2 separate regions of the Homo sapiens genome follow, and region 1 is linked to region 2. Evidence: read pairs that join two places in POLR2A ChIA-PET (ENCODE). Cell type or tissue: PC-3. All regions are shown on one strand. Each heading gives the region's core, and the rest is flanking DNA. Links, peaks and the distances in the headings are about the cores only.

Region 1 (16,421 bases), core at 3,017-11,016, 250 kb after region 2:
GAGGTGAGAGAATCACTTGAGCCCAGGAGTTTGAGACCAGCCTGGGCAACATAGCGAGACCCTTTCTCTACAGAAATAATAATAATAAAAAAACTTACCTAAGCATGGTAGTGTGCGCCTGGTAGTCCTAGCTACTCGGGAGGCTGAGGCAGAATTGCTTGAGCCCAGGAGTTTGATGCTGCAGTGAGGTATGATCACACCACTGCACCCCAGCCTAGGTTACAGAGTCTCTAAAAAAAAAAAAAAAAAGTACACACACACACACACGCAGGGTAAGTAGGATGAAGTCTAATCTAACACATATTAGACTTCATCCTACTTACCCTGAAAAAATAATCCATTTAATCATACTTACATGGTTAAAGAGGAAATTGTTAGTACCCTTGTGGTGGGAACTACATTAATGTTGTGAAAGAGAAATAATTATAAATATTCCACAATTAATTTCAAGTGTTTTCAACAAAGAAATAATCTGTTGCTAGAAAGAGGACTTGTTAAAACCTCACTATGCGATTCCCTTTCACTCTGCTTACATAAACTGTTATTTCAAGGAGCCCCTGTTAAGTACAATACGTCACACATATAACTGATAGAAGTTTTGAGAAGAGGGGAAAAGTACTTGGATCCTTAATTTCTTGTTCAAGATATGTTTAAAAGTCACAGGTGTCCATATTCCTTTTGACAGTTCTTTTATGTTAGAAATAGGGAAATAATGTCTTCAGAAGCTTTTCTCTAGTAACCTAGGATATATTTCAATGCAATGACATTAGCCTAAATAATGAAAATTGAAGAACCGGTTAACCGTCAAAAGTATAATCTATGAAATTCTTGGACAACTATACAGCCTATAGACTGCTTTTTCAAATCTCAGAAATAACATTTAAAAATACTAATAATGTGTACTCATACAGAGGAAAAGCATTGTGATCTCAAGTTTACCTACAGTTATTGTGACAGTTTGATCATCTATGGTGCACGTCTTTCTTTTATTTAAAGTACTTGAAGCAGCAGGCTTATGAAAGTTCAATTTTAATGATGAGTAATCCATCTCACTAAGGAATATATAAAATTAACTATTAGTTTTCCTATTTGTCTTGTTTATCTGGCATAAGACTTCCTGGCCTTCAAGTTTTAAATCCATGAGAAGAAAATTATACTTTACATTTGTGAAAAATGTTCCTGTGTTTTCCCCTGATGCTACTATTCTGTAGTTAAAATATACACACACATATATATGTATTTATTTATTTACAATAAGACAATTTTTTTGGTTTTAAATACATTTGAAGTTGTTAGGAGACTGTCATGAATTTTTAAATAAATGTAATGGTTCTTTTTTGTGTTTTTCCCTGATGCTACTATTCTGCAGTTTAAAAATATATATATACGTATATTTACAATAAGACAGTTTTTTAAGTTTTTAATAATATATTCAACTTGTTAAGAGACTGCCATGAATTTCTAAATAAATCTAATAGCTTTTTGATACATTTGCATTATTTGAATGTGATTTAATAACTCAAATGTGACATTGACTAATACTTTGAATATTCTTGTTGTATTACAATCAAATCTATATTTTCTGTAACTTGACTCTTTTGAATTTTGGTTGTTTTTTGTCAACAGAAGTTAGGAAGACTAGGGACTTTGACTTCCTTTTTTGGGTGAATTTTGGTTGGTAAATGATATTTCTGTAAACACTTGCCAAGTGTCTCTACCATTTATTAAACCATGTAAAGACCATAAACCTCCATGACATGCTTTAAATAAAACATTGCGGGACTTTTGTCCCTATATTTTCCTATTTAACACATAGAATAGTTTTGAAGGCAGTTGTTTAAACAGGTCATATGATTTTCATGTTCTGAAACTCTAATTATCTTTGAGTTAAGAAATGTTAACAATCTACTAGAGACATAATATCTATTTTTTGTTTTTAGTTTGAAGTGATTGTTTTTGTCATTCCGAAGAGAGTTAGTTAAATTTAATACTAAGATGCTTACTAAACCTTTTTTTATTTCCAGGAGCATTTCTCAATGCATTTACCAACCATGTGTCAGATCGTACTGTTAATATTTATTAAAGTATGTTGGATTAGGTATTCTTTTCAACTGTTTTCTCTTTTTTTTGGTTAATTTAAAATTTTCTTTTAATACATAATTTGATATCTCTATGTTTCTTCAAGTTTATAATTCCCAGCAATATCACTTTTTCTGTTAAGGTAGAATTAAGTGTTTTTTTCTTGTTGATTTTTTATAGATATTTTTATCTTGCTGACATTTTCTTCTGTTTGCTTTATAAAATGATTTTTAAATGTTTCCAAATAAAAGGTTTTTTTGCCAGTTCTTACCTTTATTTTGTGTTCAAACTCTTAGTTTGAATATCCATAAAATCATTTTCCTCCCATAAATTAAATTCTTTGAAGTATAGCCTGCTCTGAATTTTAAAATGGTAGCTGTCCAAAATAAGTAGTTTAGTTTAGCACTCACATTGATTCTCTTTTATTTGATCTGAAAAGCATAATAAAATACAACCATAATATAACAAAACAGGTGTTTTAAGTCACGTTATTTAATACTAAATCATTAATATTTGTGATTATAATTATTTTGTAAAACTCTAAGAAATGATTTAAAAAATAACATTGGAAAAAATCTGCTGAATAATACAGTAATAAAATTGACTATGAAATGAAGCTGCCTTATGAAAATTTGATTCTATTAGCTTAATTTGGGAAAGTAATCAAAACCATATCATCTATTAAATGAAAGTGACGATAGTATTTACCTTACTATGGATTGTGAGGATTAAGTAAGACAATGCACACAAAGTGCTCAGTATAGTACCCAGTACTCTAAAAACTTAATAAATGCTAACTATGATCACTCTCCCCCTATTTTCCATGCTGTCCTCCACCCTCCCCCACCTCAGTCCCAAACTGCTTTGCCTCTGAAATTTCAACTTTTATATTCCATTCTTTGATGATAATACGCTTCTCTCTGATCATTATTTCAGTTTTTACTACCTTAATTCCACTATAATTTTAGTGCATTGAGATTCCCATACACTTGACTTTTCCCTTCCCACACCCCCAATTTATAACCACTCTTTGGCTTTACTTCCAGCCCTACCTCTTTCCCTACGCAGCACAAAACCCCATGGTCCACAAATTTAATAGCAGTCCCTTGGGTTTTGTTAATCCTAATGGTGTATCTATCAGTCATCGGATCTGAAGCCAGAAAAACCCTGGGTTCAAATTATGGTTCTATTATTTACCAGCTGTGACAACTGAGCAAGATGTTTAGCCTCTCTTGGTATATGTACAATGATGATTGTTAGAGTTAAATGCAATAATGTATACAGAGCATTTACCACAGGGGCTGGCATATATTAGACCTTCAAGCTAATGTTCTTTTTTAAACTACACAAACAACTGATGATTACACATTCTTAGTAAAACATTCACACAACACAAAAATACACGCAGTTAAAAGGTAAGTATTCCTTCATCTTGATCTCCCCTCTCGAAACTACACACACACACACACACACACACACACACACTCACACTTCTCTCTCCACAGATAACCACTGTTAACAGTCTGATCTGTATTCTTCTGGACTAAATTCTACTTATTCATTGACCCTATGCTTAGGTACCATCTCTTAGGTACCATCTCCTCCTGAAGTTTTCTCTGATTCTCATAGACAGGATCAGTTAACTCCTCCTATTTGCTTCTTACCTTTGTCAGAGTACCATAATGTATTTATGTTTAATTTTTGCTTTATATTGAGCCTGAATTGTGAATACCCTGAGAGTGAGGGCTTTTTTTTTTTTTCTTTTGAGACAGGGTTTCACCATGTTTCCCAGCCTGGTCTCCTGATCTCAAACAATCTGCCTGCCTTATCCCAAAGTGCTGGGATTACAGGCAGGAAACACTATGACTGGCTGTGACTGGCAGGGGACTTTCTTTTTAATCTTTGTATTCCTTGGTTTGTTGAAGTGTTTCATACATTTTTGTTGAAGGATAAATTACACTGTCTTCATTCTCTTCATGGTCTAGTGAGGATGCATAAATAATTCTAGGGGGAAAAAGCAGGGTGTTAAGGAATCAGGTTAGAAACATATTCCAGGTAAAGTAATAGTTAAGAATCCTAACGGGTGTGAATAGAAGTAGACTGCAGAAAACAGGAATGTGTGCCACAAATAGAGTGGCACCACAATCAAATATTAATGTATGCCAAAAAATTTAAAAAGAAGTGCCTATTATATACACATTATATTAACACATTTAAATAATTTTTTAGTATTTTTATGGGCCAGAGACTTAACATCATTCTATGAGATGGGTAATTATTATCTCCAGTTTACACAGAAACAAAGTGAATGAATACGGACATAATCAATACCCTGCCCACATCCTCTTGCCCACCATTAAGGCCACCTGCAGCTTCAATGGGAGTTCCCATGCATCTCATGCCAATGGCTTCAAATCTCAACTACTTATCTTTCTGGCAGCAAGAGCATGCTGCTCAAGGGAAGGCTGCCAAGGGAAGTACCAGAGAATTACATTCCCAGGAGTAACCCTCAACCACTGAGAGAAGGGAATTGGTATATCTCAGTTTTCTTGCCCCTCAGTGGAATAATTCTGAGTTCTGTTTTATATAGTCTTTCAGAGGGTCTCCAGTAGAATTGAGTTCCAGTTGCCCTCAGTAGAAACCTTATTTTTTGACACAATTTTTATTGGCTTTCCTCTCTTACCAGTCTCACTTCCTTACCATGCTTCCCAAATAAAGTTCTCTGTATCCTAATTCTTGTCTTAGGGCCATAGTTGTGCAGGAGCCCAATTTAAGACAAATAAATTGCTTAAAGAGATACACAGCGAATAAATAGCTTAGATTCATGTGTCCACACAGCCTACACTCCATTATATTTATACTACCTTTTAACTTGTTTTGAACATTCTTTTTCCAATTCATTAGGCATGTTACATTGGCTGGCAATTATATTCATATGTTGCATAAACTCAGAGGGTGGGACTATAGAAATTCAAAAGTGAAATACTAACTTTGAACACACATCACTTTTGACAGTGAATAAGATGGATCCCATTTTGAAAAACATTTGATGGATTATACTAACAGAAAATATATTCAGGCTGAATTGGTTGCTTTTATCATGTTCTGTGCTTATGTTTCATATGTTAAGTTTCAGCAAATCTTAATTTTGGAATAAGTTAGCCTTGATATTACTTTTTACCCCTAGTACATTTCATTACCATTACCCTGCAAAAATGAGGTCATCCCTAAAGGACAGGCTCCTGACTTCTACCTTAATTAGCATGTGGTGGGAAATAAGTTTCTTTCCAGAAAGTGTTCAGATATAAGGAAGTGGGGAATGAGGATTATGTCATTATTCCAAAGACCATTTTGGAAGGGTGAGAATAAGGCAACTTTTCTTAGTTTTAGACTTAACACTTTCTCCTTTTAAAAAGATTTGAGCCTTTCCCTTACAATCAGTACAAGGGATCCTTTATTGCAAGCCGCAGGCGTCAACTAGAGCACAGACTCTTCAAGTGACTCTAGATCAGAGAGAGGAATGCCATTGACTCCAAATCCCCAAAGCCCAGTGGATGCCAAGGAATGGGAGCAAGAGAAAACGAGTGAAAATTGGTGCCATGTTGCTAACTCAGACCTGCAAATAGGAGACTCCACGTAGGCCACCAACCCCCATAGGAGCAAAAAGAGCGGGGGCCATTTTTCCCCCTAGTACGTTCGAAGCTTGCTAGGTGGCAGTAATGGAGAGTGAGGACTGAGGACGAGTGAGGAGTGGGAAGACCAACCAGGCCAACTCATGAGCCTAGAGGTGACGGGCGTGCCCAGAGCTTTCGCAACTGGGCGGTGCCTCTGCTACTGGCTGGAAGCCAGAGCCTCGCGCCCGAAGCCAGGCCAGGCCTGGAAGCCAGAGTCTCTGGAAAGCCGGGACTTGAAGGCAGGAAGCCTGGGGCTCGGGGGTCAGAAGCTGTCGCCTCTTTTGGAATGGTTAGCTGAAGTTGGCGCCAGGCTTTAGTTGGATGTAACTTGACGGAAGGGGACCAAGCCCTCCACTGTGCTCCCAGCGGTCTCCTTCAAGTCAATTGCCACAGTCCCAGATCCAGACTCAGGTTTTTTTGAGGTAACCTGTTTCCGCAGCTCGCCAAACCCGGTGGTGTGTCAAGTCTTCGTCTTGGAGAATTTCGCCTTTGCCCTTCCTTCTAGGCAGTGGCTACAGTGAAGAGCTTTAGGCTGAGTTTCCCCAGGACACACTGTAGTTGAGTCACTTACTATTAGCATTTAATTCAGCAGCATGTAGTAGATTTATATGTGCATCCAAGTCGTGAAACAAAGGTCAGTTTGACTTTGCATATTAACTTTGGCATAGTAATTTAATTTTTTTCAACCAACATGTGGTACTAAGAGTCTTTGTGCCAAATCCCAAGGAAATGAAACATAGTTCTTGGTCTCAGGGAGCACCCAAATTAGGTAAGAATGCTCAATTCAAGCACAGGAATACTTCTTCATAGGTGTTAAATTCAATGAGCATTTATTAAGCATCCATGAGTATTAAGCTCTGTGCTAGTTATTGGACATAGGAAGTTGAATCATTCTTCGTCCTAGTGCTCTGAGCTCACAGTCTTGGTGGGGGAAAGGGAAAGAGCAGAAAACGATTACCTTTAAAGGTACAAGACAAACACTGATAAATGCCACTACCCAGATTTAAACAATTGAAAGTACGGGAGACAGAGAACTGAGTTATATGTGTAGAGGGAATTGGAAAGGCTTTGTAGAGGAGGTAACATGAGTGAGCTGGCCGTGGAAGGAGAGGTTATGTTTATAAGTAGAGTTCTGGCTTAAGTACTTTCTAACAGACCTTACTTGAGGGCTTTGCTCCATTTTTATCTTTTATTTTCTCTGGCTGTCTAGTCTACTTTGCCATCCACCAACCCAGCCCTTTATCTGTTTTCTTGGAACTAGCCTAGGCTAAGTTATCACATTTACAAAGGATAATTACCTTTTATTTAAAAAACTTATTTCTGCAGGGACAGTATTTGTGAAGAAAGAATTTTCATTTTTTAGAATTTGTTTTAGCCAAGTCAACAAAGCAAGGTTCCTGTAGCCCATCTGTTAGAACACAAAAATAGCCTCACTGTGTAGAAACAGATGTTTAAAATGGTATTCATTAAAATGGATTCCACCTGTAATAGAAAACAGACAGTGTATGCAAAAGGAATGTTGTAAGCTGGCAGTACTCGCTATCACTTTCCATTCTGTTAGGAATGTATATTTCTGGGTAAAATCTTCCTAATAGGAATATGCTTCTGGTTTTAGTGTCTAGTGATAGGGTTATTAGTCATATTGAAACACAATTACCCTAGACTCCTTAGGAGGATAAAAGTCATGGGAAAAAATACCTCTAGAGTGAGTGTCTTCTTACCAATGAACAAAGTTATCTTTGATAGAAAAGTCATGACTACCCTATATTAGTGACAGAAATTAACATTTACCAATTACCTTCTGTGTCAGGTGCTTTGTTGTTCACTTTTAGAAGAATCCCATAATGGAGATATTATCCTTATTCTACAGGTGAGGAATTTGAGAATGTGCAATAAATTAAATAACTTGCCCAAAGTCACAGCTAGATTAGAATCCAAGACTCACATTCCTAAGCCAAAGTGCTCTTTCCACTATTTTGTTGCCAAATGCCAGGAGTTTGGCCTAGGTCTTATTGCTCTCCATATAGAAAGCCAATCACTGAGAAAAGGAATATTGCCCAGGAAGGAAAGCTTTATTGCAGATGACATCAACCTAATAATTAAATCTGTCTCTCCTTAACTGGCTAAAATTATGGGCTTATATAACAGGGAAGGAAAACAGGAGGGACAAGGAAGAGGAGTTGGTCAACAAGGAGCAGGTGCCTCTCATTGTTCAGGTGTGGTGATCTGGAAAGCCTCAGCTCCCTGCTACCATCTGGGAGGCCTGATGGTGGTTTCCTGAGAAAGAAACTCAGATAAGACAAATGTAAATTTCTCAAGCTTAGTTTTATGGGAAAATTGGGCTGGTTTTAATTTCACATTGATTTTGCAACAGTGGAGGCACAAAGAGTCACCTACACTTTCAAGTGGAGTATTTGGGATGCAAATCCAGGTCTATCTGATTCCAAAGCTCAAACCTGTGTCCCTCTTCTATATATTTTTGGTCTTTGCCTCTAGTTCATTTAGCCCCATTTATGTCATAGAGGAAAAGCAGACACCATCTAGTGGAACAGACAGAGTTCTAAATTATAATTAGCAAGCCCAGGCTAGCATTTATAACTGTAAGCAGCTCAGAAAAACATTATGCAAACTGGTGAAAATACATGAGCCATTTTTAACGGATATCAAGGGGAGATTACTTCTTATTACTTCTTAAATCGTAGTCTTTCATTCATTGATCCAACAAATAATTGTTGATTTCTTACTTTGTGTGAGGCATAGGAGTAATCAGACAAAAGTTCCTTCTTCATGGAGTTTGCATCCTGATTGGTGATGCAGGCAATAAGATAAATATAAATAATTTATTTATTTTTCCTTGCAAAAAAAGATAAATATAAATCAGAAAAATATCTTGCACATTAGTTGGTAAGTGTTGAATAGAAAAATAATAGGGGCTGGGTGCGGTGGCTTACACCTGTAATCCCAGCACTTTGGGAGGCTGAGGCTGGCGGATAATGAGGTCGGGAGATCGAGACCATCCTGGCCAATATGGTGAAACCCCGTCTCTACTAAAAATACAAAAATTAGCTGGGTGTGGTGGCGTGTGCCTGTAGTCCCAGCTACTTGGGAGGCTGAGGCAGGAGAATCACTTGAACCCGGGAGGCAGAGTTTGCAGTGGGCTGAGATCATGCCACAGCACTCTAGCCTAGCGACACAGCGAGACTCCATCTAAAAAAAAAAAAAAAGAAACAAAGAGAAAGAAAGTAGGGACCAGGCATGGGGGCTCATGCCTGTAATCCCAGCACTTTGGGAGGCCGAGGTGGGTGGATCACTTGAGGTCAGGAGTTTGAAACCAGCCTGGCCAACATGGAGAAACCCTGTCTTTACTAAAAATACAAAAAATTAGCCAGGCATTACGCGCCTGTAATCTCAGCTACTCGGAAGGCTGAGGCAGGAGAATCGCTTGAACCCAGGAGGCGGAGGTTGCAATGAGGTGAGATTGTGCCACCGCACTCCAGCCTGGGCAACAGAGTGAAATTCCATCTCAAAAGAAAAAAAAGAAAGAAAGAAAAAGAAAAAAAGAAAGAAAAGAAAGTAGGGAATGGGGGTAGGCAGGCTATGGTGGGGACTGTTGCAATCTTCCCTGTGGCCAGGGAGGACAGTGTCTAAGGAGCCAAGCAGAGATTTGTAGGAAATGTATTCCAATGGATGAAATATCAAGCGCAGACTTGACATAGGTGTGGCAGGAACCGAATATGGGAGGCATAGATATTAAGGTAAGGTTGGAATGATAATGAAAGGAGATTCAGATCATGAAGGGTCTTGTGGGTTGTCATAAGGACTTTGACTTTTACTCTGAGTGAGATGGAAACTATTGAAGAATACTGAAATAATGAGTGACCTCATCTGCCTTCTATTTTAACACGATCAGTTTGGCTGCTGTGTTGGGAATACAACGGTGGAAGAAGCATAGACACCAATTAGGAGGGTATTGCAGTGAGTAATCCAAGTGAAGGATCCCCAACAAGACCTTGGAGAAAGGGATAAAGCTGAGGTCAGGGTAATTATTCCCCTGGATTTCTTCTTACAAGATCACCTGGTTGTATCTCTTGACAAAAGGCTATTCCTCTCAAGATAGCTAAATTTACAAAATTATTCCTTTTCAAATTATAACCTCCCTTTCCTTGTCTCTTTGGGCCTAGGGGTGGTGGCATCTTGGCTACTACAGGTATTGAGCTTGGCATGATTGAACTATCCCTAGAGGCTTGCCTACACCTGTATCTTGTAGGTAGCTCCCATAATTCCCACATGTTGTGGGAGGGACCCCGGTGGGAGATGACTGAATTTTGGGGGTGGGTCTTTCCTGCACTGCTCTTGTGATAGTGAATGAGTCTCACTAGATCTGATGGTTTTAAAAATGGGAATTTTCCTGCACAAGCTCTCTTTGCCTGCTGCCATCCACATGAGACGGGACTTGCCTCTCCTTGCCTTCCACCATGATTGTGAGGCTCCCCCAGCCACGTGGGACTGTAAGTCCAATTAAACCTCTTTATTTTGTAAATTGATCAGTCTTGGGTATGTCTTTATCAGCAGTATGAAAACTGACTAATACAGTAAATTGGTACCGAGAGAGGGGTATGGCTGAAAAGATACCTGAAAATGTGGAAGCGACTTTGGAACTGGGTAACTGGCAGAGATTGGAACAGTTTGGAGGGCTCAGAAGAAGACAGGAAAATGTGGGAAAGTTTGGAGCTTTTTGAATGGCTTTGCCCCAAATGCGGATAGTGATATGGACAATAAGGTCCAGGCTGAGGTGGTCTCAGATAGAGATGAGGAACTTGTTGGGAACTGGAGCAAAGGTGACTCTTGTTATGTTTTAGCAAAGAGACTGGTGGCATTTTGCCCATGTCCTAGAGACTTGTGGAACTTTGAACTTGAGAGAGATGATTTAGGTATCTGGTGGAAGAAATTTCTAAGCAGCAAAGCATTCAAAAGGTGACTTGGGTGCTGTTAAAAACATTCAGTTTTAAAAGGGAAACAGCATAAATGTCTGAAAAATTTGCAGCCTGACACTGTCATAGAAAAGAAAATCCCATTTTCTGAGGAGAAATTTAAGCCAGCTACAGAAATTTGCATAAGTAGTGAGGAGACAAATGTTAATCCCCAAAACAATGGGGAAAATGTATGCAGGGCATGTCAGAGGTCTTCATGGCAGCCCCTCCCATGGTAGGCCTGGGCGCTTAGAAGGAAAAAGTGGTTTCGTGGACCAGGCCCAGGGTCCCCGAGCTGTGTGCACCCTAGGGACTTGGTGCCCTGTGTCCCAGCCACTCCAGCTATGGCTGAAAGTGGCCAATGTAGGGCTTGGGTTGTGGCTTCAAATGGTGCAAGTCCCAAGCCTTGGCAGCTTCCACATGGTGTTGAGCCTGCAGGTACACAGAAGTCAAGAATTGAAGTTTGGCAACCTCCACCTAGATTTCAGCAGCTGTATGGAAACGCCTGGATGCCCAGGCAGAAGTTTGCTGCAGGGGTGGGGCTCTCATGGAGATCTTCTGCTAGGGCAGTGTGATAGGAAGCTGTGGGGTCAGAGCCCCCACACAAAGTCCCTACTGGGGTACTGCCTAGTGGAGCTGTGAGAAGAGGGCCACCATCCTCTAGACCCCAGAATGGTAGATCCACTGATTGCTTGCACCATGTGCCTGGAAAAGCTGCAGACACTCAATGCCAGCCCATGAAAGCTGGGCTGGGTGAGGCTGTACCCTGCAAAGCCACAGGGGCGGAGCTGCCCAAAACCATGGGAACCCACCTCTTGCATCAGCTTGACCTGGATGTGAGACTTGGAGTCAAAGGAGATCATTTTAGAGCCTTAAGATTTGACTGCCCCGCTGGATTTCAGACTTGCATGGGCCCTGTAGCCCCTTTGTTTTGTCCAATTTCTCCCATTTGGAATGGCTGTATTTACCCAATGCCTCTACTCCCATTGTATCTAGGAAGTAACTACCTTGCTTTTGATTTTGCAGGCTCATAGGCAGAAGAAACTTGCCTTGTCTCACATGAGACTTTGGACTGTGGACTTTTGAATTAATGCTGAAATGAGTTGAGACTTTGGGGGACTGTTGGAAAGGCATGATTGGTTTTGAAATGTGAAGATATGAGATTTGGGAGGGGCCAGGGGCAGAAGGATATGGTTTGGCTCTGTGTCCCCACCCAAATTTCATTTTGTAGCTCCCATAATTCCCATGCGTGTGGGAGGGACCCAGTGGGGTATGATTGAATTATGGGGGTGGGTCTTTCCTGCGCTGTTCTTTTGATGATGAATGAGTCTCACTAGACCTGATAGTTTTAAAAGTGGGAATTTCCCTCCACAAGCTCTGTTTGCCTGCTGCCATCCACATAAGACAGGACTTGATCCTCCTTGCTTTCCACCACGATTGTGAGGCTTCCCCAGCCATGTGGAACTGTAAGTCCAATTAAACCTCTTTATTTTGTAAATTGACCAGTCTCAGGTATGTCTTTATCAGCAGCATGAAAACAGATTAATACACTAGGATTAAATCAAAAGGACACAGACCCAAACTTGAAGTGGTTCCCACTCCAGATATGAGATAAATTTAGCCTCAATAAGGATCATAATCACAATAGAGTGAAACTCATCAAATCCATGAGTTCATAATGATAGAAAAATTGCTCACAATTAGAAAATAATAGGAAACAAATGTGTTACCTTGAAAACCAATAAAGGGAAAGATCAAAAATTTATCCTGCCTTTCCCAAGCTGGGCACAGTGGCTCATGAATGTAGTCCCAGCACTTTGGGAGGCCAAGGCAGCTGGATCACCTGAGGTCAGGAGTTCAAGACCAGCCTGGCCAACATGGTGAAACCACGTCACTATTAAAAATACAAAAATTAGCTGGGTGTGATGGCACGCACCTATAATCCTAGCAACTCAGGAGGCTGAGGCAGGAGAATCACTTGAACCTGGGAGGTGGAGGTTGCAGTGAGCTGAGACTATGCCACTACACTCCAGCCTGGGCGACAGAGCGAGACTCCATCACACACACACAAAAATTATCCTGCCTTTACTACATGAACTATACCATTGGATAACCAAATAATAGGTGAAGAGAAGCATCACTTTATTGAAGTATTTCAACTAACGAAATAGAAGTGTTAGCATTAGAAGGCTGGGTGCAGTGGCTCACGCCTGTAATCTCAGCACTTTGGGAGGCCAAGGTGAGTGGATCAGTTGAGATCAGGAGTTCGAGATCAGCCTGACCAACCTGGTGAAACCCTGTCTCTACTAAAAATACAAAAACATTAGCTGGATGTGGTGGCACAGGCCTGTAGTCTCAGCTACTCGGGAGGCTGAGGCAGGAGAACTGCTTGAACCTGGGAGGCAGAGGTTGCAATGAACCAAGATCACACCACTGCATCTCAGCCTGGGTGACAGAGTGAGACTCTGTCTCAAAAAAAAGAAAAAAAGAAAGAAAAAGAAATGTTAGAATTAGGATACCACCACTTTGAAAGTCCCAGTAAATTAATGGCTATAAGTATTCAACAGCAATAATTGTTCACATCACAACCAGACATGATGTGCCTCTTAATGAAAGACCACAGCACTATATTGTTTGGCCAAAGTGAATGACCCTGAGTCTGCTCAAACCTCTGGGTTTAGCTGTCAACTTGCAAGAAATAGAGGATTCAGAGAAACACAATGAATTGCATGCTCCTCTGACATAGTTTTAAGGGTGTCATTTTCTAATAATTCATTAAGCTACACATTTATATGTTACTCTTTATCTGTGTTTTATTTTACAGTAAAAAACAATAAACAAAATTTCCCACCATGCTTGGTAGGATTGCCTTTTCCTCCTTGGAAAGTCTCTCAGTTTTTGTTCTATGTGTGTGTGTGTATGTGTGTGTGTGTGTGTGTCTCTGTGTCCATGTATCTAACTATATACAGTTGACCCTTGAACACTATGGGGATTAGGGACACTGACCCCATGCAGTTGAAATCCACATATAACTTTTTTTTTTAAGAGACGGGGTCTTGCTCTGTCGCTGAGGAAACTGGAGTGCAGTGCATGATCACGGCTCACTGCAGCCTTGACCTCCCAGGCTCAAGTGATCCTCCTACGTCAGCCTCCCGAGTAGCTGGGATCACAGACGTATACCACCACACCTGGCTAATTTTTGTATTTTTTGTACAGATAGGGTCCAGCCATGTTGCCCAGGCTGGTCTTGAACTTCTGGACTCAAGCAATCTGCCCACCCCAGCCTCCCAAAGTGCTGGGATAATAGGCATGAGCCACTGTGCCTGGCCACATATAAGTTTTGACACTCTAAAAACTTAACCAGTAGTAGCTTTTGACCTGATTTGACACTCTAAAAACCACTAATAGCTTTTGACCTGAACCCTTATCGATGACATAGTCAATTAACACATATTTTGTGTTACATGTATTATATACTGTATAGTAATTAAGCAAGCTAGAGAAAAGAAAATGTTATTAAGAAAATAATAAGGAAGATAAAAAGTATTCACTATTCATTAGGTGGAAGTGTATCGTTAGAAAGGTCTCTATCCTACTCACATTGGGTATGCTAAAGAGGTGGGGTTGGTCTTGTTGCAGGGATGGCAGAGGTGGAAGAAGATCTGTGTATAAGTGGATCTGCACAGCTCAAACCCATGTTGTTCAAGGCTTACATGCACACACACACACACACACATATATATACACACATGTATGTATGTATGTATGAATATTAGGCTGCTTATGGTGGTAATAACATTTGGGACAAACAAGAATGTGACTGAAGAACTTGAAATCTGGGGAATGAGATGTCCATATGGAGGCTTTGAAAAGCTTTGACATTTACCTGGAAATTCTGAAGGCTACTCACATACATAGGACTGTGGACATGCCTGAGCTATGGGCATGGTCAGAAAAGACTTGAGAAGGCCCTAAGCTCTTACCTCTGACTGACCTTGAGTCTGCACAAGGAGGAATTTACAGCTAAAGCAGAGATGTGAACTACCTGCCTGAGTGTTAAAGGTTTGCCACAATGTGCCCACAGGAACTCTTAGCAAAGCCTGGGAGACTTATGGAGACTTATTTGTTCTAGACATTTGAGGAAATTTCTGCAATTCTTAGCTGATGACTAAGCAAACTGAGCAGATACTTCAGTGACCACACTTGAAAAAGGATAGAGACTTTATAGAATTAGTCCAGGAAAGTTACTAAGAAACAGCAACAACAACAAACAAAACAAATAAACAACCAGCAATATTAATAAACCCTGGGATGGGAGAGAGTCTGATTTCCATAGTTGTTACATTATATTATGTAAAATGACTATTTTCAACAGGAAATTATGAGACTCAAAGTAGGGCCCATATATTGGGAAAAAAAAAGCAGTTAATAGAAACTGTCCCTCAGAAAGCCTTGATGCTAAACTTACAAGGCCAAGTTGTTAAATCAGCGATATTAAATGTTTGAAGAACTAAAGGAAACTATGTATAAAGAACCAAAGGAAAGTATGAAAATGATATAAAACTTAAGAGAGAATATCAATAAAGAGATAGACATTTAAATAATTTCTTTTTAAATAAAACAACCAAATAGAAATTCTAGAGTCAAAAAGTACTGAAACAAAAAAATTCACTAGAGGGTTTCAAGAGCATATTTGAAAAAGAATCAGTGAACCTGAAGATAAACCAATTGAGAAAATCTGGTCTGAGAAAGAGAAAGAAAAAAAGATTAACAAAGATGAAGAGAACCTTGCAGATCTATAGGATACCATCAAGCATGCCAATCTATGCATAATGGTAGTCTCGGAAGAGAGAAAAAGGAGCAAAAAATATGCTTGACAAAATAATGGCCAAAAACTGCCAGCGTTTGATGAAAAACATTAATCTATACATCAAAGAAACTCAACAGACTCCAAGTATAGTTGACCCTTGAACAACATGGGTTTGAGCTGTTCAGGTCCACTTATATGGAACTTTTACTCACCTCTGCCATCCCTGAGATGGCAAGACCAACCCCTCTTTTTCCTTCTCCTCTTTAGCCTACTCAATGTGAAAACAGAGGGGATGAATTCCTTTCTGATTACCCACTTAATGAATAGTAAATATATTTTCCTTATTATTTTCTTTTCTCTGGCTGGCTTAATGGTAAAAATACAGTATATGATACTTATAACATTAAAAAAAGTGTTAATCAGCTGTTTATGTTGTCAGTAACATTCTGGCCAATAGTAGACTATTGGTAGTTAAGTTTTTGGGAAGTCAAAAGTTGTATGTGGATTTTTTTTCTACCCTCTTCTCACAGGTATGTATATGTGGATGTTTGACTAGTGGGGTCGGCACCCCAACCCCTCATGTTGTTCAAGGTTATACTGTAGTATAAATGCAAAGAGATGCACACCTATACACAACATAACCAACTGGAAAACCAAGGGCACAGAGAGTATATTGAAAGCAGAAAGACAGAAGCAGCTCATCATCTCTGAGGTATTCTTGATAAGATTAACAGCCAAATTCTTTCCAGTAACTTTATGAATATAAACTATTGTTATGAATATAGACTATCAGAATGATTCCAGCTCCATATAAAAATATTTATGGACCATGACAAAGTGGAATTTATTCCATGAATACAGGCTCAGCATACATTATCATATATCATA
Region 2 (16,421 bases), core at 4,710-12,709:
ACTCAGTTCTGTCTGTTGTCAGATCCCCCCACCCCATCATCTTCAGGGACATTAGGGGAACTTAAACAGCTAAGGTATGGGCCAGCCGGGCCCATTGGGTGCAGCAGGAACCTGGGTAGTAAAAAGTGGGTGTTGTCACCTTCAACGTGGCTCTCCTGCCCAACCCTACCCACATCCCACTGAGAAACCCCTATAGGACCCCTACCTAGATCACCCCCCGTAGCAGTGACAGCCGCTACTGCCGGGAGACCTTCAGCAACTCTCTGCTTTTCCTGGGCCCCAGTGGGCAGGGCAGGGGGCAGCTGCTAGGAGCCCTGACTGCTGGGAGGTTGCTGGGCAGAGAGCCGGCCCAGGTGAGCTGGGAGGAGGGCTCACCCTGCCTGGAGCCTCACCACCAGTGACAATATTTGCTAAGGGCCCGAGGCTTGACACATGAACAGGGAGGTGACGAGGCTGGTGCCAGCTGGCAGCTGGAAGTCTCCACAGGGCTTGCGTGTGTGTGGCTCTATCAGGGCTTGGAAGCTGGGTTGCTGGGGGACACCCTGGCCTGGGAGAGGGTTGCCTGGTGAGTTTCAGCTTCATCATTTTTGTTGTGTGACTTTGGCCAAGTCCTTAACCCTTCCTAGACTTCTGGTCCCTCCTTTGGAAAACACAGAAGTGGGGCTGGCTGTTCCTTTCCTGTTCTGGGCTCAAGTATTTGTAAAGCTGGAGGTTGGGTAGGTTCCTTCTGTGCAGCCCTGACTGAGCACCACCACCCTGCTGGGTCCAGAAAAGTGGTTTCCAGGAGAGAAGGCGGGCATGGAGCAAGGTATCTATCAAAGAAGTCTAGACTCCCTGGCTGAAAACCACATTCATCCCACTTCCTTATATGCTTACATCCCTGCCTAAGTGCCCTCTACAACCCCGGGCACCTCTGGCCCTGCTGCAGGCCTCAGGACAGCAAGCTTGCTCTTCTCACGCTGGTGGGTCTTCCTTATGCAGAACCGTACCTGCCTCTCTGCATGCCTGCCCACTCTTCTTTGAAGCCACCTGTCCATCTGTCCCCAACCCTGGCTAGTGTCATCCTGGTGGGGTCTGAGCAGAGGAGGGCCGCACGCAGCAGGACCATTCTCACCTTCACTACAGAGACACTCACTCAACAGACACTCAGCAAGGCCTGCTCTGGGCCCAGATGGTCATTGGTGAACAAATCAAGCCTTAAATCTCTACCTTTTTAAAAATTATGAAATATTTTAAGCCTTCAGAAAAATATAGCAAATAGTAAAATGAACTCACAAACCCTTGCCACCCAACTTTGTCAGATATTAACATTGTGCCCCATTTATTTTATATTCTTTTTAAGAAATAAACCATAGTAGAGACCCTTGAAAGTCTTGTGGAAACCTCTTCCCTCCTTCCCTCTCCAGAATTACTTGCCATCCTGAATTTAGGTTTTATCATTTCTCTGTTTTTATTCTTTTACTCAGTGTGTGTAAGTCTTAAAAATATGTAGTTTGTTCTTCAAAGTTTTCTGTGAATGGAGTCCTATAGCATGTGTCATGCTGCAGCTCGCGTTTTCACACTCAACTTCAGGTCTCAGATTTAGCCTTGATCCTGTAGCTCTTGTCCCACTTGCCCTGATGTGTGATATACCACCCTATGTAGACACCTCCATTTGTTTATCCTTCTTGATGGATGTCGAAGTGTTCCCAGTGTCTTGCTATTCAGACAGTGAATATTCTTGTATGATGGTGTTTGCACATGTGTTTCACGAGGGTGCCCCCTTAGTAGTGGAATTGCTGGGTTGTTGGATATGTGCACTCGATCTTAAATAAAATAAAATAAAATAAAATAGAGACAGGATCTCACTTTGTTGCCCAGACTGGTCTCAAACTACTGGGTTCAAGCGATCCTCCTTCCTTGGCCTCCTGAAGTGCTGGGATTACAGGAGTAAGCCACTGCGCCTGGCCCACTCAATCTTTTAAAGTTATTTAGTTTCATTATAAAGTCAGTGCTACTTGATCAAGAAATGATGGTAAAGCCGCACGCAGTTGCTCACGCCTATAATCCCAGCACTTTGGGAGGCCCAGGCAGGTGGATGACTTGAGATCAGGAGTTTGAGATCAGCCTGGCCAACATGGTGAAACCCTGTCTCTACTAAAAATACAAAAATTAGCCTGGCATGGTGGTGCACACCTGTAATCCCAGCTACTCGGGAGGCTGAGGCAGGAGAATCTCTTGAACCCGGGAGGCGGAGGTTGCAGTGAACCCAGGTAGTGCCATTGCACTCCAGCCTGGGCGACAGAGAGAGCCTCTCTCAAAAAAAAAAAAAAAAATGGCAATACATAATTTTAGAAAAAAATAATAATTACTCACATTTTCTGAGTACTCTTGTGCTTTCCATAGTCTTAGTCATTCTTCACAAAAACCGTGGGAGGTAAGTACTGTCATTCCCATCTCCTTGATGAGGAAACGGAGGCTCATAGAGGGTATGGAACATTCCCAAGGTTATCCAGCAAGTAATAGCTGCAGCTTGAGTCTAGGGTTGTCTGCTTTCAGAACTCTTGCAGGCCACACTGCATTAGGTCATGCTACATCACTCCGTGACACATTTATGTGCAGCTAAGGGGGACTCTTTGGAAGGAGAGTCACAATCATTTTTGCAATTTAGAAAGATCACTTCTAAAGCAACAGATCCCCATGGGCAGATTATTTTACTCGTTGAGCCAAAGTTCCCCTCAGTGGTGGAGCAGGGATTAAAATCCAGCTCTGACTGCAGTTGGCTTCCTGAGCGACCGCTCCGCCGCCTCACCCACCCCACACCCACCTCATCCTGACTGGGATGGAGGTAGGAGGATTTTCTGTTCTCAGTGGGAACTGAGGGTCTCCCAGCTCTACCCAGATCTGCCCATGAGGCACAGAAGCAGCAGTCCAAGCCAACTCTAGTAGAGAAGTGGGAGGGAAGGGGAGAGTGGGGGCGGCTCCAGGCTACCTGACACCCCCTCCCACCCTCTAGCTCCCTTCTCGTTTGGGCCTCAAGTGTGGGTGGGATCTGAATGAGAGAGCCGCCACCACTGTGCCAGAGCTCCTGGCATTGGTCACCAGCTCTGCTCCATCCAGCCCAGCACCTCTTCTCCGCGTCCCTCTCCTCTGTTCCCCAACACACAGTGGAGAGGCCACCATCACCGCAGGAATAGATGTCACCTGGGCCAGGCAAGGTGTCCTTGGAAAAGAAAGGTCTTGGAGACGCAGGGGCAGCCTGTGGAGAAATGGGGGCCTCAGTCTCAGCCAGGTGAGGGGAAAGGTTTGGCGCTGTTGCTTCCACAGAATGCATTTTTGTCTTCTCCCAGGCTCCTGAGAGGAGCCTGACTGCGTTCCTGTCTTCACTGCCTGTCCCTGCCATATCTATCAAAGACAGATAAGGGTGCCTGCTGGCAGGACTGAGTGAAATAATGCAGTCATCAATTTAAATAAGTTGAAGTGGTAATCTCTTTGTGGCGATGGGTGGTTGGTTGTTAATGCTATTATTAAGTCAAATGGGGCGGATGTCTCCAGCCTTCCTGAGCTCTCTAGCCACCGCAGCCTCACCCCTCCATTTAGCTGGCCTTGCAGAGCCTCTGTCTTCCAAGCCCTTCCAGAACGCTTGTACCTCCTAACTGTGGTGTCATGCCTCCAGCCCTGTGTGTGTGCTGTTTCCCCTTCTTAGACTTCTTTCTCCATCTTGTTCTCAGTTTGATGGCATTTTCCTTGATGCCATCCTCCTTCCATGATGCCATCCTCCTTCCGCCCAGCCTCCTCAGTGCCCCAGGCTGAGTTAGAGGTGTCTTCTGGGCCCCTTTGGCCCCCAGTGATTCCCATGATCACAGCCCTGAGCACTGTAGCGGTCACTGCCCTGTCTGCATCTGTCACCTGTAGGCTGTGAGCTCCTGAAGAGGCAGGCCTAGGTCTGTGTCCACTCTGTGTCCCCAGAGCCCAGTCCCACGCATAGCCTAGAGCACGAGATTCGCGGGTGCTTGTGGGAGGGAAGGAGGGAGGAAATCAGCCCAGGGCTCAGCTCGCCCCCAGTCTGGGGGAGGTTACCGCAGACAGCCTCATCCCAGTTAAGCAGAAGAGGTGCCGGGGCTGCCGAGGGAAGGACTGTGCCTGTCTGCACTGACTGTCCATCCGGCCTGGATCTTTCTCTCCAGGTAGACCAAGTAGACAGGACCTTTTCCTCGGTGGGGGATGGAGGTGGTGAGGGGTGTGTGCAGAAATGGGAGGCAGGCTCTTGGCTCAGAAATTGTTTAGAGGTTGGCATAAACCACAACAATGGGCTTGACTTTCTGGGGCTGAGCTGATGGGTACTGGCTCAGGCAGAAACTTGGGTTAGAATGCATGCTTGGATGTGTGACCTTAGCTTGGATGTGTGACCTTAGCCAAGTTACCCGTCCTCTGTGCCTCAGTTTCCCCATCTGCAATAGGTGTGGGGGGGTAATAATCCCATTTCACAGGGCATTTTGAGAGCAGTCAGAGAGAATGCCAGTTAAACACCCAGGCAGTAGATGCTCACTGCTGCCTCATTGATTCATCCAACAGAGATGAATGGCTTGAACACCAGTCACTAGGCTATGCCCTGGGCAGAGACAGACACCATCCCAGCCTCTGAAGAGAGGGGCAGGGACCACATCAGGTGGGGCCTTTTAGGCCATGGAAAGGAACTTGGCCTTTACCCTAAGAGCAATGGGAAGCCAGGGAAAGATTTTAAGTCCAGAAGTGACATTTGTGGTTTTTTTTTTTTTTTTGAGATGGAATTTTGCTCTTGTTGCCCAAGCTGGAATGTAATGGTGCGATCTCTGCTCACCACAACCTCTGCCTCCCATGTTCAAGCGATTCTCTTGCCTCATCCTCCGTAGTAGTTGGGATTACAGGCATATGCCACCACGCCCAGTTAATATTGTATTTTTAGTAGAGGCGGGGTTTCTCCATGTTGGTCAGGCTGGTCTCGAACTCCTGACCTCAGGTGATCCGCCCGCCTCAGCCTCCAAAAATGCTGGGATTACAGGCATGAGCCACCATGCCCAGACAGATGTGGGTTTTAAAGATGTATCTTTGGCAATTATGGGAGAGACAGGTTAGGGGAAATAATGCTTCCAACATTCTCTCTCAAAGAAACTACCTAGAGGTGGGGATGAGTTACAACAAACATCCTTTAAAGTACATTCCTGGCCAGGTGCAGTGGCTCACGCCTGTGATCCCAGCACTTTGGGAGGCTGAGGCGGGTGGATCACCTGAGGTCAAACACCTGAGGAGTTTGATACCAGCCTAGCCAACATGGTGAAACCTCATCTCTACTGAAAATACAAAAAAATTAGTCGGGCATGGTGGTGGGCACCTGTCATCCCAGCTGCTTGGGAGGCTGAGGCAGGAGAATAGCTTGAACCTGGGAGGAGGAGGTTGCTGTGAGCTGAGATCGCACTACTGGTCTCCAGCCCGGGCAACAGAGAGACACCCTCTCCTCAATAAATAAATAAATAAAATAATTCAGTACATTCCTGAACTCCCACAGAAGTAACAGAAACCCCCTCCAGCCAAGCGTGAAGAGAGAACTGAAGTCAGGCTGGCAAACAAGATGAAGCCACAGCAACCTTAGGCTATTTACACATTTCAGAAATCTAAAGCCAGGAGTTTCAACGGCCACTCAACAGATGGGAAAGAAGGTCTTGGGCCTACACAGTTACAGTTTAAGGAGTTGGAACTTAGCATTCCCCAACTCAACACTTAAATCTGGGACCCTCCAAGGGCTACAGCCTCAGTGAATAGGAAGATTGGCTAGAAAAAAGGTCCGCCCCCACCAGCAAAGTTAGACAGCATTTCTGGTGGGAAAAAAAGACTCCCTAAAAAATGATAAATACTGGTCTGCCATCACACAAACTTTGGGTTTGATGGCACACCACTACCTTTGTGGTCCTGGAAACCATAAACTTAAAAAAGTAACTTAAATGGTCTCAGGGTGGTAGTTCCCCTGGGAACCTGGACAGAGTAAATGAAAAATCCTTCCTGGAGCAATGTATCCTGTCCCACAGTCCCTTTGGATCTGTCAAACATGAATTTGTAATATAATTGCAAAACACACAAGGAAATAAGCCACTGTGAGCAGCAGGCACCAGAAACAAGAAAGAGCAGAATTAGTTTCCCTGAGAGTCTAAAATGCTAGAATTATGAGATATAGAATAGAAATAATTATGTTTAAAATGTATAAAGGAATTGAAGATGGACTTGAGGCAGGGAACATAATACTACCCCAAATAACTAAGATTTGAAAAAGAACCAAGTGGAATTTCACAAAATGAAAAATATAATCATTGAAATGAAAAATTCAGTAGGTAGGATAAGTAGCAGGTCAGACACACCTAATGAAAGAGCTGGTGAAATGAAAGAAATTACTCAGGATCTAACAGAGAGCCCAAGAGATAGTATAGAAGTTAGTTAAGAGACATGAAATATGGAATAAAAAGGTCTAACAGAGAAGAGAGAAGAAGGTGGAAAGAGTGGAATGGAGAGTGTTCCAACAGACCTGGGTAAAGATGGTGCTGGCCTGGACCAGAAGGTATTGGGCATAGAAGGGGTTGATTGAGAGATGTTAGGAAGTAGGCTGTGGCTTATACCTATAATCCCAGCACTTTGGGAGGATGAGGTGGGAGGATCACTTGAGCCCAGGAGTTCAAGACCAGCCTGGGCAACATATGAGACCCTATCTCTGTAAAAATTCTTTATAAAAAAGGAAGTAGAAATGATGGGATTTAGTGGAGTTTAGTGATGGAGGGGATGACAGAGGCCAGAGAAGGGATGTGGCAAAGATGATTATCAGATTTTTGGCTTGGGGAATTGGGTAGAGGAGTGTTGCTTATTGGGTAGAGGAGTGGACAAGCATGGTGTCTCACGCCTGTAATCCCAACACGTTGGGATGCTGAGGCAAGAGGATCACTTGAGCCCAGGAGTTTGTTGAGACCAGCCTGGGCAACATGGCGAGACCCCATATCCACCAAAAAAAAGAAAGGCAAAGACTGGGGGAGAACAGATTGGGAGAATGAACACGAGTTCAGTTTTGAAAAAGACATGTTTCAATTTGCCTGGGAAGATCTACTGATGCATCTCAGAGTGGGAGACTTTAGAGCTGGGCCCTAAGGTATATGTAGGAGTTTACCTGGTGGAGAGGGAATTTCTTTTAACTAACTTCTGGGAAATAGGATTTCCCTTCAGGGAGAGTATCAAGCCTCTTTCTGGAACATTCTTTCACTCAAAGGAGGCCCCTTGAGAAGAGGCATTATCAAAACATCAAATAGGCAGGGCTTCTGGGATCTCTTAGTTTCATCTCTCATTTTTATATGGGAAAGCTGAGACCCAGAAAAGTCAGGGGTTTGCTTTCCTAGCCTTAGACTCTTCATTCATTCATTCATTCATTCATTCATTCATTCATTCATTTACCTAACAGATATTTATTAAAAGCCTACTTTGTACTGGATACTAGTTGCTGGGGATACAGCAGTTAAAGATTCTTGCTTCCTGGAAGCTTATAGTTTAGTGGAGGGAGACAGACAATAAACACAAAAATAAGTAAAATATATCACGTCAGAGGGTGGTAAAAGCTATAGAGAAACGTAAGGACTGGAAAGGGCTCAGGTATTCTGGAGGAGCCATTGGCAAAGTGAATTTGAAAGGCCCTGGGCCTCTCGTTTGGGGCTGCTGACCCATAGTGTGACAGCCCATTGTGACAACGTCAGGGATTCTAGAGTCCAGGCCTGGGGGAGGGAGGAGGCCTTGGAGAAGGAGGAGGGAAAAAGGGGCTGTGGGATTTAGTGGCTGGGCTGCACCCCCTGGGGGGGCAGCAGAGCCCAATGGGCCAGAAGGGCCACAAAGACTCCCTTTACCCTTGTGGAGGGTAAGATCATTGATTCCTGAGGCCTCTTTGCACCTTGCCCTTGGCCCCTCCCCCACCTCCAACAGATCTCTGATGACATTCCCTTCTGCTCCCCCTCCCACCCTTGGGAACACCAAGAGGTGGGTCCAAATTGTCCCTGCGTCCCAGTACAGAGTGGCAGCCTGGAGGAGCTCGTGACAGGCACCCAAGGCTGGCCAGGGAGGCTGAGTAGACCCTGTGAGGCTCTGTTCCAGCCAGGAGAGGCTGGAGGGTTGGAGGGCCCCTGTGTCATGCCCCGCATCTCTTCCCCCAGGACTCCTGAGAGCAGCCTCCATGAGGCCCTGGACCAGTGCATGACCGCCCTGGACCTCTTCCTCACCAACCAGTTCTCAGAAGCACTCAGCTACCTCAAGCCCAGGTGAGGCTCAAGCCCCGGTTGGGGTAGGGGGTGTGCATGACGGTCAGGGAGAACCAGAGGTCTTGTATGAGAGGAACCCTGTGTAACTAAATGCCTTTGGCTTTCTGGGTCACCAGGACCTCTGAGAAGTCCCATAAAAATGGCTCAAGCTCCATTCCACGGCCTGTGTGCAGCCAGGCCCTCTCCAAGGTCACTGTGACTTGCTTCTTCTTAGGCTCTTGAGGGTTCTTCACACTTTGTTACTTGTTCCCGCAGAATCCACTTGGAGTTTCATCCTCACCAGCTCTCACATGACTCCTTTGTTTATTTTTCCCCAAAGCACTAAAGACTTAGGTTGCCTGCTTTCCTGGGTGTTTTAGGGCAATCAAGAGGGCTGCTCACTTGACCATTTCCTTGAGTACTCACTGCCATGTTTCTGTAAATACAAATCAATAATGGGCGTATACTCCTTTTTCTTTACTTATCACTTTTTCTCAGTTTTAAAAATTGAGATGTAATTCAGATACCGTAAAACTCACCCTTTCTTATCACTTTAAAACATTTATTGGGCTGGGCGTGGTGGCTCACGCTTGTAATCCCAGCACTTTGGGAGGCCAAGGCGGGTGGATCACTTGAGGTCAGAAGTTCAAGACCAGCCTGGCCAACATGGTGAAACCCCATCTCTACCAAAAATATAAAAAATTAGCTGGGTGTGGTGGTGTGTGCCTGTAATCCCAGCTACTCAGGAGGCTGAGGAAGGGGAATCACTTGAACCCTGGAGGTGGAGGTTGCAGTGAGCCAAGATCGTGCCACTGCACTCCAGCTTGGGTGACAGAGCAAGACTCTGTCTCAAAAAAAAAAAAAAAAAAACCAGAAAACATCTACTGATAGATGAGAATTTAGCTTTCTTACACCCCTGCCCCACCTCCCTTCCCTCATCTTTCTCGTCATTATATCACAATATTGGGGTAAATCAATAATCAGTGTTTAACTAGGCGTGGTGGCTCATGACTATAATCCCAGCACTTTGGGAGGTCGAGGCAGGTAGATCGCTTGAGCCCAGGAGTCTGAGACCAGCCTGGACATGGTGAAACTCCATATCTACAAAAAAAAATACAAAAAATTAGCTGGGTGTGGTGGTGTGCGCCTATAGTCTCAGCTATAGTATATAGTAGCTATAGTCTCAGCTACTTGGGAGGCTGAAGTGGGAGGATTATCTGAGCCCAGGAGGTTGAAGCTGCAGTGAGCTGTGATCTTGTGCACCACTGCACTCCAGCATGGGGCAACAGAGCAAAACCCTGTCTCAAAAAAAAAAAAAAAAAAAAGAAAAAGAAAAAGAAAAAAAGAAAAGAAAAGAAAGAAAGAATCAGTATTTACCTTACTATACCTTTGTGATTAATGCTTATTGCAAAGAAAATCATGTGCGAGACTATTTCCTTCTAGAGTTAATAATTTTATTGCTTTTCCCATTGGCCTAATTTGCTAAACATTTATCCGTAAGTCTTTATAACCACTCCATCAGATCATCCTATCGTTGAGTTTTTCCCAAAATGCTGAAACCTATCAAGTAAGCACTCAGTACCCCCCTCATTTTCCTGGAAACCTATCCTTGGGAGGACAGACATGTCTTCTGGCTCCTCCTGGCTGTTTCCTGGAGCTCCTTTGCTTTTCTCCTGTTTCTTTGATTCCAGGTCTTGTCTCTTGTGTCCCCCTCATTTGCCAGGGAATGTCCTATAGAAATTTCCTAAGAAAGTCTGGGCGCAGTGGCTCATGCCTGTAATCCCAGCACTTTGGGAGGCTGAGGTGGGTGGATCATTTGAGGTCAGGAGTTCAAGACCAGCCGGCCAACGTGGTGAAACCTCGTCGCTACTAAAAATACAAAAATTAGCCGGGCATGGTGGCGAGTGCCTGTAATGCCAGCTACTCAGGAGGCTGAGGTGGGAGGATCGCTTGAACCCAGGAGGTGGAGGTTGCAGTGAGCAGAGATTGCTCCATTGCACTCTAGCCTAGGTGACAGAGTGAGACTCTGTCTGGAAAAAAAAAAAAAAGAAAAAGAAAAAAAAGAAATTTTATAAGAAAGACTTGCATAAATATATTTTTTTCCCTAAGAATTTTGAATACCTTGCTTCAGTGTTCTAGCATTTACTGTAGCTGTGAGAACCCTAATTCTTCTTACTCCTTCTCCAGAAAGGTTTAGGATTGGCTCTTGTATTTCTGAAAATCTGGAATTTTACCATGATGTGTGGCAATGAAGTCTTTTTTATCCTGGATTGTTATGCGGGTTCTCAGTTCTGGGAAGTGCTCTTGTACGATGGTTCCGTCTTGTTTCCCTTTCCTGGGCTTTCTTTAACTCACCTTTTGGACCTCCTAGGTCAGTCCTCTTCTGAGCCTCTTCCCTCTCCCTCTCCTTTTTCCCATTGCTTTATCTTTTTATTCCATCTGATTTTTGGAAGATTTCCTCACCCTTCTCATTAATTCCTTCTGTTGACTTCTTTATCTCTGTAACCATATGATTAATTTCCTGGTATTCTTTATTCTCTGAATGTTCTTTTTTCCCTATAACATCTTCTTCTTGGTTTATGGTGCACCAACTTCTTTATATCTATATTTGGAATATGAGGCCCTTAGGACAGTGCCTGGCATGTATTAAGTATCTAATAAAGTATTTATTGTTATTATTGTCACAATATTATTTCTCTTTAAAATGTTTCATTCTTTTCCTGCATAACTAGGCTTTCTCCATGTTCCTGGAGTCTGTTTAATGGGGAATCCTCTTCTCATGGGGTGCTTTCTTCAAAAACCCAACCATCCCTGGCTGTCTGTCTAGTCCTGTTTAAGAATGAGTTCATGCGAAGGCCAGCTGGGAGGTCTGTGCCAAGCTGCCTTGTAGTTGGTGGGGTTGGCTTTGGATGACCTAGAGAGCTGGCCCCCAGATGTCAGCACCCGGGATGGCTTAACTTCTCCAGAGAGGAGTCGTCCATTTCTCAGCCTGGACAGAGAGCCCTGGCGGCCTGAATTGGGAGACTAGGGGCTGGGGTCTAATCATCTCTGCCACCTACTCTCCGTAGTCCCCTTCTTTTCAGCTCCAGCTTGTCCCCTGCACCCAAGCTCCAAGGAAAAGTGAATGCTGAGGCCAGGGGACTGGTTTCCACAAGTCCCCAGGCCTGACCTCTTCAATTTCTGTAGACATCATGGACCCATCTTTCTCCCGTCTAGGGTCAGTGGCCCAGCTTCTGGGGTGGGGTGGGTGTTCCAGGGCGTGTGGCAGTCTCCACACCATACTCCCACTGTCTGAGGGGACCTGGCTTGAGGGGGTCAGGCTGGGTGGGTCAGGGCCTGCAGCAAGAGCATGACCATGGCCTGAGGCAGGCCCAGCCGCAGCCTGCTCTGTCTTGGAATGTCCAGGTTCCCCTCTCAGTTTTCTTGGAAGGCTCTCCAGCTCCTGCTTCTCCCCTAGTCATTTCCTGTCACTCACTCGAGCCTGGACCCCAGACCATAGCCACCCTCCTGCACTGGAATCCAGCTGCCCAGGACACAGCTGCTCAGCCGGTCCCACACCCCAAGCACAGACACATCAGGCACCTTTCTCCTCACCCACTGAAGCCCCGATAAGGCCATGCCTCAGCCTACTCTAAACTGTCCTGCAGACTTGGGGCCAACAGAAGGGAGTCGAAACACAGGAGAAAATATTAAAACCAAAGGCTGTGGCTGTGCCTGGGTCCTCGAGCTGTCCCTGCCACATGGTCCCTGAAAGGGCTTTTCCCTCTGTGGCCCCCTCACCTCAGGAGGGCATTCTAACAGGAGTCCTGTAGCACTCAGGATCGCCAAAGGAAACCCTCGTCCTAACAGAGACACCCCAGGAATCCAGTCTTCCCATGGGGCCACCTGTTATCTCACGTGGGAAGTAGTGCAGCTTCTGTTTCTTAGCCCCTGCCTTATTCCAGAAAAGGATCCTTTCCTTCTTTTTTCTTTTTGTTTGTTTGTTTGTTTTTGAGACAGAGTGTTGCTCTGTCGCTCAGGCTGGAGTGCAATGGTGTGATCTCGGCTCACTGCAACCTCCACCTCCTGGGTTCAAGCGATTCTCCTGCCTCAGCCTCCTGAGTAGCTGGGATTGCAGGTGCGCGCCACCAGGCCTGGCTAATTTTTTATATTTTTAGTAGAGACAGGGTTTCACGATTTTGGCCAGGCTGGCCTCCAACTCCTGACCTCAGGCGATCCACCCGCCTTGGCCTCCCACAGTGCTGGGATTACAGGCGTGAGCCAGCGCACCAGGCCCTTTCTTTCTTTTTAACAGTTTTCCTCCAAATAGTAATGTCAGTAGCACACCACCCCCAGACCACCTGTGACAACCCAAAATGTCTGCAGAAATTGCCACATGTCCTCACATTGGGAGTGGGGATACCCTGGCACTTCCATTGAGAACCACGGGTCTAGAGAAAACAATTCTTGCTGGAAAACAGCCTCCCTTCCTCACTGATGGCCACCAAAGCTTCAGAAGATGTTGGGCCCAGTGTCATTCGCTGTTCTTCGCTGCACACATTGTCTCGTTTAATTGTCCTGGTCCCATGCAGTGGGGGATGGTGCTCCTCTTTCTCTCTGCATGGGGCATCTGGGCTTTCCTAGCTCCCTTCCCCGCCTTGCCTCTGCTTTCCATAAGTCATGCCTTTGAGTAGCATTGTCTCTGCTTCTAGCATATTTCACTTAGCACTGAGTCTGACCTGACGCACTGTCTCTGGGACATGGAGGCTACTGCTTTTGGCTTTCTTGAATTACATGATCGTGGTTAATAAATGGCAGAGTGGGATTTGGATCCAGGTCCTCCAGCTGCACAAACCACACACTGACTGCTGTGTGTGTGGTTTGCCCTCCCCCTTGGGTTGGCGTCATTTACCTTGGGCAGGGCCTCACATCTGCCTCCCCCAAACCATGAGGAGTGAAGGAGGTGGAAAGGGTGCACTGGGGGCATGTGTGGGGGTGCAGCAAGTTCAGGGTATGCCCTTGAGTGTTCTGTAGTTTTCTGAGGGAAGAGGCAAGGTCACCTGCCAAGAGCGAGGGGCCAGGTGGTGTTGCAGGGATAATAAGGAGAGGGGAAAAGGTGTTTCTGGGCAGGATGCCAGGCCTGGCCGAGGCTGAGGCCCCAGTCCAGCCTGTGTCTGTCTGTGTAGGGGGCAGCTTTCTCCAGCATTGCTCAGTGGCAGTGTGGAGAAAGTGGGCAGTTGCATGGCTCCTGAGCTGGGCTCCTAGCTAGGTTCAGCAGAAGGTTGGCAGGCTTGGCATTGAGTATGTTGAAAGAGAGAGACTGGTATGAGGACACTAGGCTAAGCAGTCAGGAAGAGGGGACAGGCTGGAGGAGGGAGGATGGGCAGCGGGAGTGATGAGCCAGTATGGGCAGGTCAGGAGGCTTATAGCTGGGAAGGCGGCGGCATCCTTTAAGACTCCAGAAGCAGAGCCATTCTGTGTGATGAAGACAAGGTCACGCTATGACTCAAAGGATGGAGGTGGTTGGGCACCTGTCACTGGTTCATTCAGCAACAGCCTTTGAGCGCCCTCCTGGGCCCGGCAGTGTGCTGGGTGCTGGGGCTCCATTACTGAGCAAGACGTGGGCTGTTCTCAGGGTCCAGCAGGGAAATGGTGAAACAAGCAATAAGGGGTGCCGAGAACGACCCAGGGACCCCATTTCCTGTGGGAAAGGGGCTGGTCAGGAGGGCTGCCTCATTCCCTGGGGCTCATTGCCAAATAGAAATTCAGGGTCATTTGTTCAAATATTATTAAAATTTAAAAACAGTGACAGCAGAGAATTAAACCAAACATGGGCCCTTTTTAGGCACAGGCCCTGTGCAACAGCATAGACCACACACCCGTGAAGCTGCCCTGGAAGGCTTACTGGAAAAAGTGACATTTACACTGAGATGGACTGGATGAGAAGGAGTCAGCCAGATGGAGGGCGTTTCTAGGCAGAGGGAACAGCCTGTGCAAAGGCTCAGTAGTGAATGAGGGTCTAGAGTATCTGAGAGATGGAGACACTCACCTTGGCTGGAGTGGGAGGAGCTGAGGCAGGTCCCAGAAGGAAGAAGGCAGGGTGATGGACAGCGGACTGGGGATGGGGAGTCCATAGAAGCAACTTGGGCTGGAGAGGAAGACAATGAAGTGGGGTCTGAAAGGACCAGAAAGTGGAGTAGGGGGAGCTTCAGTGAGCACGAAGAGGAAGAGACTTGGAGAGGCCAAGGGGCTGCCTCTGCCTTCCAGTGCCCTCCCTATCCTGACAGCCGGTCTGGGCCCAAGAAGGTGGGACCCCAGTAGACATGTCCCAGAGTGAGAGGACAGCTCAGGAATGAGGGGACTAGCGGCCTAGATGATATATATGCAAATACAAACTTGGGTACAAGCTAAACTTGGAGTGCCTGAGGTTTGAGGGTTGTCATACCTCTGTACTTCATTTCCCAGTTCAGACTAGAGTTGGGGGCTTCCAGGAGGTAGGCTGGGGAGGGGCTAGTATTCTTAGCCACAGGTGCCTGTTGGGGCCTTGGGCCTCAGACTAGAAATTCCACATTTCTGCCAGCTGCCCGGGTGGGGCTGTCCCTCTTTCTGGGCCCAGCACCAGACAAGTTTCCACAGGTGGGGCTGGGCAGGTGGTGCTGAGTCCCGGGCCTCAGACCTGCAGTGGGAGAGGAAGAGAGAGACAAGGACTTGAGAGATGGAGAGGCCTGGGGGCTGGGGGTGTTATCTGGGGGATGGGTCTGTGTGCTGCCAGGGAAGCCCCTCCTCGAGGAGAAGGACTTTATGCAGGGAAGTGACGCAGGACACGGAGGGACTCATATTTACCGAGCTTTGGTGCAGTGGCCCCTGGCCTGGGTATTCTATTTAAGCCATGCAAAAACCCATTGGGGAGAAGAGTTAAGGTTTTCCTTCCGCAGGGAAAAACTTGAGGCTCAGAGAGGCTATGAGACATGAGACATGCCAGGTCACACAGCTGGTAGCTGGCAAAGCTGACTCCAACCTGTGTCTGAGGGACTCTGAAACCTGGTTCTGGCCCCCACTCTGGGCAGCCTGCTCCTCTCTACAAGCCACTGCCTGCAGATTAAGCAGTCCTAGCAAAGGCCTGGGAGCATCCAGAGAGTGCCCCTGGCTGGCGAGTGGTAGAGCAGCCTTGGTTTCCTTCCTTTGACCCTCAAGGATCACAGGAGTGTCACCCAGAAGTAACTTAACTTATGAGTGTTTTATGAACAGGAAAAGCAGGAAAAGGGGTAAAGTCACATGATTTCACAACCAAACAGCCTGTAAACCTTAGTCATCTCTCTTTCCTCTGAAGTTCCCAGCATAAACCTGGCACTGAGGAGATTCATAAATAATTCACGAGGAGACCTGGGGAAGGGAGTAAAGGCGCTCTCAGTCAGTCCCACAGTCTCGCAGGGACCCGGGCAGGCTGGCATTATCGTCCCCATTTTGCAGAAGCAGAAATCTAGGCCCAGACATGTTAAGTGACTCCCTCCACATACAGAGAGGACCTGGCATTGTTCCCGTCCCTCCCTGCCTGTTGCCTTCTCCATGTGATGGACTAAATGCCACCCCCTGCCCCCAACACACCCTTCAGCTGAGGAGCCTGGGTCGGTGAAGGAGCAGGGAGCCCAGAGGCTCCTGAGGCCACCTTGGCTCAGCCCTGACATCGGTGCTGAGGACAGAGATGAGTCACACACAAGCTCTGTCCTCGAGGTGCCCACAGTATGGGGAGAGCTGAGCCTATGCTGATGTCAGTTCAGCGTGGCCCGTGCCTCAGTTACAGATGGAGTCCCTGAGGAGGAGGCCTGGATTCCCAGTGGTCTGGGAGGCATTTGAGGCCTTGACAGATATGTCAGGAGATGTAGAGGAAGAGCATTTCTTTCTTTTTTAAAAAAATTATTATTACTTTTTAGAGACAGTGTCTCACTATGTTTCTCAGGCTGGTCTCAAACTCCTGGGCTCAAACAATCCTCCAGCCTTGCCCTCCCAGAGTGCTGGGATTACAGGCCTGTGCCACCACACCTGGCCGAAGAAGGGCATTGCAATCTGAGGGAACAGGCTGGGCAAAGGCCTGGAGGAGGGAAATGTGGGATTTTCTCATGGAAGGTTTGTGTGGTTCAGTGTGGCTGGGGGTGCAATCTTGAATGTGAC

The links. ChIA-PET counts read pairs that join two places held together with the same protein. Peaks named below come from ENCODE experiments on the same cell type or tissue, not always from the same donor. Only the 100,000 strongest peaks of a DNase experiment are listed, where the experiment ranks them.
Region 1: POLR2A ChIA-PET joins it to region 2 with 17 read pairs; 2 of 35 experiments call an interaction of 5 or more read pairs at or near these places.

What each region holds. Positions count from the first base shown.
Region 1 is chr1:51,061,739-51,078,159 of GRCh38, reverse strand. No RefSeq gene overlaps it. Among named protein-coding and RNA genes, the nearest start is that of MIR6500, 9.9 kb to the right of the region's middle. RefSeq lists enhancers at 5,485-5,985, 5,986-6,486. In PC-3, for the core only: no CTCF peak of the experiment used is centred there; DNase peaks (open chromatin) are centred at 6,679 and 7,389; H3K4me3 peaks cover 1,442 bases; H3K27ac peaks cover 2,478 bases.
Region 2 is chr1:51,313,594-51,330,014 of GRCh38, reverse strand. It overlaps TTC39A (tetratricopeptide repeat domain 39A), which reads left to right. Exons shown (of 18, transcript NM_001297663.2): 2 at 8,190-8,294. TTC39A-AS1 (TTC39A antisense RNA 1) reads right to left here and starts at 361. Exons shown (of 3, transcript NR_123731.1): 1 at 206-361. RefSeq lists an enhancer at 16,243-16,421. In PC-3, for the core only: no CTCF peak of the experiment used is centred there; no DNase peak of the experiment used is centred there.